Linked DNA regions of Homo sapiens: regions 1 and 2 are each linked to region 3. A link is a contact called in ENCODE Hi-C or POLR2A ChIA-PET data. All regions are on one chromosome and are shown on one strand. The core of a region is the stretch at or near the end of the contact, and the rest is flanking DNA. Distances in the headings are between cores, read along the strand shown.

What was found. Hi-C counts contacts between places; a loop is a spot of excess contacts on that map. ChIA-PET counts read pairs that join two places held with the same protein, here RNA polymerase II (POLR2A). Pooled maps may share reads with other maps.
Region 1: a loop to region 3 is called in a map with no recorded cell type, with 5 times the contacts of the local background. The contact joins two enhancer-like sites. A Hi-C loop is called at or near these places in 1 of 168 maps with a recorded cell type or tissue (Right ventricle myocardium superior), 1 of 37 single-sample maps with no recorded cell type and 3 of 50 pooled maps. POLR2A ChIA-PET finds 5 or more read pairs at or near these places in 2 of 52 experiments (PC-3 and activated naive CD4-positive, alpha-beta T cell).
Region 2: a loop to region 3 is called in a map of endothelial cell of umbilical vein, with 4 times the contacts of the local background. The contact joins two enhancer-like sites. A Hi-C loop is called at or near these places in 9 of 168 maps with a recorded cell type or tissue (CD4-positive, alpha-beta T cell, Caco-2, IMR-90 and 5 more) and 10 of 50 pooled maps. POLR2A ChIA-PET finds 5 or more read pairs at or near these places in 10 of 52 experiments (BJ, GM10248, HCT116 and 5 more).

Annotation. Positions count from the first base shown.
Region 1 is chr18:3,176,643-3,179,425 of GRCh38, forward strand. The region is part of intron 5 of MYOM1 (myomesin 1); the gene reads right to left. Among named protein-coding and RNA genes, the nearest start is that of MYOM1, 42 kb to the right of the region's middle. RefSeq lists enhancers at 1,158-1,277, 1,298-1,687. Within about 2 kb of position 1,454, at least 14 of the 41 ENCODE cell types and tissues checked have a DNase peak (open chromatin) inside an H3K27ac peak, as active enhancers do.
Region 2 is chr18:3,080,507-3,083,206 of GRCh38, forward strand. The region is part of intron 33 of MYOM1 (myomesin 1); the gene reads right to left. Among named protein-coding and RNA genes, the nearest start is that of LPIN2, 69 kb to the left of the region's middle. Within about 2 kb of position 1,390, at least 2 of the 41 ENCODE cell types and tissues checked have a DNase peak (open chromatin) inside an H3K27ac peak, as active enhancers do.
Region 3 is chr18:3,128,207-3,130,906 of GRCh38, forward strand. MYOM1 (myomesin 1) reads right to left here. Exons shown (of 38, transcript NM_003803.4): 18 at 1,026-1,313. Among named protein-coding and RNA genes, the nearest start is that of MYOM1, 90 kb to the right of the region's middle. Within about 2 kb of position 1,270, at least 2 of the 41 ENCODE cell types and tissues checked have a DNase peak (open chromatin) inside an H3K27ac peak, as active enhancers do.

The DNA.
Region 1 (2,783 bases), core at 204-2,703, 49 kb after region 3:
AGCCGAGGCGGGCAAATCACTTGAGGTCAGGAGTTTGAGACCAGCCTGGCCAACGTGGTGAAATACCATCTCTACTAGTAATACTAAAAATTAGCCAGGCATGGTAGCACACACCTGTAATCCCAGCTACTCAGGAGGCTCAGGCACAAGAATTGTTTGAACCCAGGAGGCGGAGGTTGCAGTGAGCTGAGATTGTGCCACTGCACTCCAGCCTGGGCGACGGAGTGAGACTCCATCTCGAAAAAAAAAAATTTGCAGTATATAATATGCACACTTTTTGTGTGCATGTTATATTATAATTTAAAAGGTTTTAGGCCAGGCATGGTGGCTTATGCATGTAATTCCTGTAATCCCAGCACTTTGGGAGGCTGAAGTGGAAGAATCACTTGAGGCCAGGAGTTTGTGACCAGCCTGGGCAATAAGCAAGACCCTGAATCTACAAAAACTACAAAAAATTAGCTGAGTGTAAACCTGTAGTCCCAACTACTTTGGAGGCTGCAGTGGGAGAATAGCTTGAGCCTGAGAGGCTGAGGCTGCAGTGAGCTATGATCGCACCACTGCACTCCAGCCTGGGCAACAGAGTGAGACCGTGTCTTAAAATAAATAAAACAAACAAACAAATAAGCTTTTTAAAAATAAATAAAACAAATAAATACATAAATAAGCTTTTTAAAAAGTTGACCACTATTGATGTAACAGAGAGGAAGGCTTTCTGTTGGGGGTTTTATTGCTGGCTATCTGTGTAGGATGAGAGCAAAACATTCTTCCTGCTAACATTCTTGCATGTTGTTAGAAGCAATATCATTATTATTATTATTATTATTATTATTATTATTATTATTATTTGAGACAGAGTTTCACTCTTGTTGCCCAGGCTGGAGTGCAATGGCATCATCTTGGCTCACTGCAAACTCCACCTCCCGGGTTCAAGTGATTCTCCTGCCTCAGCCTCCCCAGTAGCTGGGATTACAGGCACCGGCCACTACGCCTGGCTAGTTTTTTGTATTTTTAGTACAGATGGGGTTTCACCATGTTGGTCAGGCTGATCTCGAACCCCTGACCTCAGGTCATCCACCTGCCTTGACCTCCCAAAGTGCTGGGATTACAGGTGTGAGCCACTATGCTCGGCCTGCAATATCATTGTATTGAACGATCATTATATTTAAGTGTTTTATTCAATGTCATAAACAAACATGGCTCTTGCCTTGGAAGAATTTATAATATAAATCATGAAAGGAAACTTCTGACAAGTAAGAGCTGAAAGCCTCCCTTTTTCTGACTGTTCCATATCTGGTTAAGCCTCACAGCCCTCGGAGAGTGGACTACGCAGGCGGGCCTCTCCCTGGGACCCTGTCTTCTGGGTCTGTACGTGGCGCCTGGATTCTTCACCACTTCCTCATGTTCTCAGTAGCCAGTGGCTATGGTGCTGGACCAGGCTTTTCTACTTAAACCATTTTCTGCCCAAAAGAGGAACTGGGTTTCACTTGTTTCCCTTTCAGACAGCCCACTTCGCACGCACAGATGACGTCAATAACCCTGATTAACATAGCTGACACAGAGAATTGACTATGAGCCAGGCAATGCTCTAAGCGCTTTATGCATACATTGGTAAGTTCAGTTCTCACAACCACCGTATGAGATAGTGCTGTTTTTAACCTCATTTTCCAGATGAAGAAACCAAGGCATGGGGGTTTCAGGAACTTGCCCAGTCACACAGCCAGGAACAGCAGAGGAGGGATTTGAACCGGCAGCCTGGCTGCTGACCCACATGATGCTTCCATTTTCCAATTGTTCTGTCTGCATTTCATTTCTTCAGACTTGTGGACACGATCATAAGGAGGTTTGGGAGTAGGGAACATGATGGAAAGGGAGAGGAAGGAAGAATACTGGCTTCAGTCAGCTCCTTCCTTTCCCCAGCTCTCTCTCTCACATACACATACACCCCTCCGTCCCTAAAGCACGTTATTCATTTTCTACACTTAAAACAAACAAACACTCTCCTCCATATAACAGAACCCGAACTCATCCTTCAAGATTCAGATCAAATGCAACTTCTTCAATAAACTCTTCCCTAAAATATGACACAGTATGAATCGTTCCTGCCTCTCTGCATCAGGGTTCCTTGCTTCAAGTTACTAAATATAACATTTATCAAAATTATGGTTGGATATGTGTCTCTTCTATTATGTTGCCAAACCTTTGAGGTTGGGATTGTGTCTGATCCACATTTACTTTTTTTTTTTGAGACAGTGTCTCGCTCTGTCTCCCATGCTGGAGTGCAATGGTGTGATTATAGCTCCCTGCAACCTCCACCTCCCAGGCTCGAGCAATCTTCCCACCTCAGACTACCAAGTAGCTGGGACTACAAGTGTGCACCACCACACTCAGCTAATTTTTTCTATTTTTTGTAGAGACAGGCTCTTGCTATGTTGCCTATGCTGGTCTTAAACTCCTGGGCTCAAGCAATCCTCCCACCTCGGCCTCCCAAAATGCTAGGATTACAGCCATGAGCCACTGTGCCTGGCCTGATCCACATTTACTTCTATTCCTACTCCTGAGGAAGAATGAGTCATGGGCAAACAGCAGGCGCTCAGAATTGGTTAAATTTGGTTGAACAGAATTAGCACGTAATGCAATAGATTAATTGTAGCTTCATAATTTTTTGTCTGAGAGAACAGAGTTCTGACAAGCATATATGTCATGATATGGATGATTTTATTTTAAATAAATAGCGATGAGGTCTCACTATGTTGCTCAAGTTGGTCTCAAATTCCTGGGCTCAA
Region 2 (2,700 bases), core at 140-2,639, 48 kb before region 3:
CTACTAAAAACACAAATACTAGCTGGGCATGGTGGCATGTGCCTGTAGTCCCAGCTACTCAGGAGGCTGAGGCAGGAGAATCGCTTGAACCCGGGAGGCGGAGGTTGCAATGAACCGAGATCACGCCATTGCACTCCAGCCTGGGTGACAAAGTGAGGCTCCATCTCAAAAAAAAAAAAATTTCCTACCTAAAAGCTTTTAGCTTTCTAATATTTAGCATTTTTAATAATATTACATTTTTTAAATAACATTATTTATCTAAAAAGATATTAAAAATAAAGATGCCATAAAATGTAAAGACAGATTTTGGCATGAGCAATAGATGTGTCTTAGAGAGTTAAACAGGGCCGGGCGTGGTGGCTCACGCCTGTAATCCCAGTACTTTGGGAGGCCGAGGCAGGTGGATCACGAAGTCAGGAGTTTGAAACCAGCCTGGCCAGCATGGTGAAACCTCGTCTTTACTAAAAATACAAAAATTAGCCAGGCATGGTGGCACACGCTTGTAATCCCAGCTATTTGGGAAGCTGAGGCAGGAGAATTGCTTGACCCTGGAGGCAGAGGTTGCAGTGAGCCGGGATCACGCCACTGCACTCCAGCCTGGGTGACAGAGTGAGACTCCGTCTCAAAAAAAAAAAAAAAGAGAGAGAGTTAAACAGAAAGATTGTCCTCTGCTTTGCTATAATAAATCTGTTTTAAATCTTTAATCTCTGGGTAACATGAATAAGGGTACCTTACATCTGTAATGTGCTTCCGATGGAATAGGTACTATTGGTCCTATTTTATATAAGAGAAAACTGAGATTCAGAAAATTAAATGACCTGTCTAAGATCATAAGGCAAGATAGGAACAAAGTGAAGACTAAAATCCGTTTCAAGGGTTTTTTTCCCCTCTATGCCACATACAGACAGCAAAGACCATCCTTATCCCTGAATGTCATAGGTACACGGAAACACAAGAGACATAATTGATTGACTAGACCAAATAATTAAGATACTTATGCTTTGCTGGCCTAATAGCAATTTCCTCAAAACATACTTTCAGTGTTCTCATTTTTGAACAAGTTAATTCTTTTAGAGAAGATATAAAGCTTTTTGATTGATGATTCAATGAATTTTACTTCTCTCATTCTTCAGACTGATATATTAGAATGTCCTAGATGCCACAGAGGAATTTCCTGGAATTTGATCTATTTTAGCTAATAATTACTTTCCTAAAATGTATTCTGAAAGAAACAGAACAAAGGAATAAGCCCCAAGCATTCTACATTGGAATTTTACTAATTCTCATTTTTATGACTCAGGAAATAATAAATCATAATACTAACGAAAACACTGTTTTATATAACAGTAAAGTCATCTTAAAGAAAACACAAATGGCTGCTTTGTGGGGCCTGGCTCTGGCTAACTGTTCAATCTAGCCCAGTGGTCCCCAACCTTTTTGGCACCAGGGACCGGTTTCATGGAAGACGATTTTTCCACAGACCAGGTCGGGGGTGGGTTTGGGGATGACTCAAGCACATAACATTTATCATCAGATTCTTATAAGGAGCGCACAACCTAGATCCCTCGCATGCGCAGTTCACAATAGGGTTCGCGCTCCTATGAGAATCTAATGCCGCAGCTGATCTGACAGGAGGCGGAGCTCAGGTGGTCATGCTCGCTCCCTCGCCCACCACTCACCTCCTGTTACACGGCCCAGCTCCTAGTAGGCCACGGACTGGTACCGGTCCATGGCCTGGGGTTTGGGGATCTCTAATCTAGACTTCACACGGCTGGAATCCAGTGGCAGGTAGTACCATGATGAACCGGGCTCTGGAGCCAGGCTGCCTAGGCTCAGCCTTGACCTACCTCTTAGCTGTGTGACCTTAGGCCGGTCACCTCCCCGAGCCCTAGCTCCCTCATCCCTCAAGTGAGGAGCACCTACCATGTAGAATGGTGAATGTGAAATGAATTCACATATGTAAAGGGCTTTGAGCAGTGCCCCCCATATTGTCAATGCCACTGAGGGTACAGTGTAAGGAAACTTATTATCTGCACCCTCCTGGGGATGCCATGTGACCTTCTTCTCAGTGGGGCTCCTAGGAACATTTGCAGTTTGGAACATTTGCATCCTGAAGTTGGACTGAATGTGGCTACATTCCATTGGATTATCTTTGCCAGGCCTCCGTTCTCTTTCAGCTCAGGATATTTCAAGGAAACACAGAGGTTAAGGACACTGTCAAGAGTGTAAATGGGAGGCCTGGTTTGATTTGGAAACTGATTTCAGCTCTTGGAATCCCAGAAGTGAACTTGAATAGAGTCCCTGTATAACTGCACAGAGGTTCAAACTCACCTTCCCCAAAGTCAACTTGAGATCTCCAAAGCCTTCTGAGAGTGGACCAGAAACATGCTAATGTCTCACTCTGCCAGATGCTATAACAACAACAATAATCTTGGGCACTCGTTGGATTAGGCTTCTTTGGTGAATGCCCATTCATTCATATCATGGGAAATTTGGTGCCTCCTGGTGCACACTGCTTCATTTCTGTTCCAGACCACAGATGTGTTAACCGTGTGTATAGAAAGAAAGGTAAGAATGTGGCTCCAGATGCCTGGCACAGCAGAGAGAGCCCAAGCATGACTGTCTGGAGGTGGAGGCTGCATTATAGAGATGTCTATGAATTATGGTACTTCTTAAATCACAAAGAAAGATGTACTGTAA
Region 3 (2,700 bases), core at 20-2,519:
CTTTCTCTCTCTCCCTCTATTTCAGAGCATTGTTGAATATGTGCTCTCAAATGAATATCTCCTCTCGAGTTGAGGGACAAAGAAAGGTGTCATAAAACAGAGGAGGTTATAGAAGTTGGGGTGGGGTTAGAAAAAAGAACTGGATGAGAGGCATTTAAAAATTTATCAGCACATGTGCTTCAGTTCATTGTTGTTTGATAGGAAAAACAATGTCTCCTAGGATATATTAGCCACAGGTACCAAATATCCTAATCAGATCATTCTTAGCCTACTGATAAATCATCTTAAATAAATCACTTCTGGGAATGAGGATCATATATCATACAATATAGCTATATGTGATTATAATTTTAACTTTTAAACTTTTCATGGTAACTCAAAGATATATTTATAGCTGTTTTTTTCTTTTCTTTTTTCATTTCAAAAAGTAGTAGGTAAGTAGCTATTTAGATTATTATTATTTTAGAAATTTTTAATCTTTTTATATACTTTTTTCACTTAAAGTATTTAATTTTCCAGTGTTGATTTTTCTTGCAAACTATTTAAATTAAATGTGAATAATCGCTTAATAATCTGAGGATGAGCAAGAAGGTAACAACTATGACCCTGGTACGATGTCACCTTCTTTGTGAGATCTTTCTCCTCTACATGTTCCAAACATGACTATTTCAAAGGACCTCACACAGGCTAGCAGTACCAAGTCCTGCTCTCACATCGAATTCTCTTAGCAAAATCAGGCCAGAGGTGTATCTGCCTGACAAACCAAGAAAGGCTCTATAACCAAATTACTTGAAACATTCTAGCATCATTAAGCACCCAAAATGATGTGTACAAGCCAAACCCATAGACAATTACTTTTCCAAGTCATCAGATGAAAGTACACATTTCAGATGGCTAGCTGAAAACACATACAATAAGAATGGACATTGATGAAAGCAAACATGGATGAAGGATGTGATGTAGACGATGAGAGGTGAGGACAGTGATGGAGACGGATGGAACAGCTTCCCTTTCTCAACTCTCACCTCTGTCTGTCTTCTTTTTCAGGGGGTCAGACTTACTTTTCCCCTGAGGAGCCGCTTTCTGTGGTGGCGGGGTAAGCTCTTCCTGAACTGTTTCACTTACTTTACTCACTTCTGTTTGGCCCAGGTTTTGAGAGCTACTGGGTAGTGAAGGTTTGTTAGGTTTGCTGCCAAGCAAAGCATCTTTCTGGAAGGTTGGCGGGGAGGCTTCATGCACGCGCCCCCTGGAGGCGGTTAGTCCACCAGGCTCATCGCTCAGTGCGGGACACACATCTGGAGACACTCCTCCCCCTACAGTTGCCAGACAACAACAGAAACGCATTGAGCCCGGACAGAGTATCAGCTGCTCTTATAGGATAGAACAAAGAGAAAAACATTAGGACCACAAGCAGAACAAAAACAGTCTTGGCTTAAAGAAAATCGCTCACATTTGCAAGAAATATGGAAAGACTACATTTCACACAATATACGCCAAGGAACATTTCACCTTCCCCGTATTCTGGAAAAAGAAGAAATGAGAACAAAGAAGCCAAAGATAGAATAGGAACCATTTCGATTTGCAGAACCCAAAGGGCTTTTAGTATATATAAGGAAAAGCAAATCTTAGACACAAATATTGAGAGATGTAAGCCCTATTATTCAACAGAATGAAAAAAGGACTATAAAGTGCACAAGAGACATCATATTAAAGATCCTAATTTTATAACACCTCGAATTATGTGCAGTACTACAATAGTAATGGTCTGTACCTCTCAACCTCAAAGAGACATGTTTAGAATGGTTCACATTATAAGGAATCTTCCTTCCTTCGTTTTCTTTCTTCTTTTTTTTTTTTTTGGAGTCTCACTCTGTCCCCCAGGCTGGAGTGCACTGGCGCAATCTCGGCTCACTGCAACCTCCACCTTCTGGGTTCAAACAATTCTCGTGCCTCAGCCTCCTAAGTAGCTGGGATTATAGGCATGCACCACCATACCCGGCTAATTTTTGTATTTTCAGTAGAGACAGGGTTTAGCCATGTAGGCCAGGTTGATCTCAAACTCCTGACCTCAAGTGATCCACCCGCCTTAGCCTCCCAAAGTGCTGGGATTACAGGCGTGAGCCACTGTGCCCGATCCCTATGTTATAAGGAATATGAAAAAGCTATATGAGATGCTAACTGAAGACAATCAATATTAAATCAGCTTTTTAAAAAACATGCGTTACTATATAATAAATTTTATTTTATTTATTTATTTATTTCAGACACAGGATCTTGCTTTGTTGTCCAGGGTGGAGTGCAGTGGTGAGATCATAGTTCACTGCAGCCTTGAACTCTTGGACTCAAGTGATCCACGTGCCTCAGCCTTCTGAATAGCTGGGACTACAGACATGCACCACCATGCCTGGCTAATTTTTTTTATTGTTATTTTTAGAAATGGGATTTCACTATGTTGCCCAAGTTGGTCTCAAACTCCTGGACTCAAGCAATCTGCCTGCCTCTCCCTCCCAAAGTGCTGGGATTACAGGTGTAAGCCCCCGTGCTCAGCCCACAAATATTATTTGTATTGTTTCTAACCACCTGGGTCCCTTTTCTACTTTATCCAAGATTGGGAGGTACATCACATACACACATATAATTACTTTATTACTGGTTTTATTCTGTTGGTTACTTTGCAAGCAAAGATGAAACATATGATTA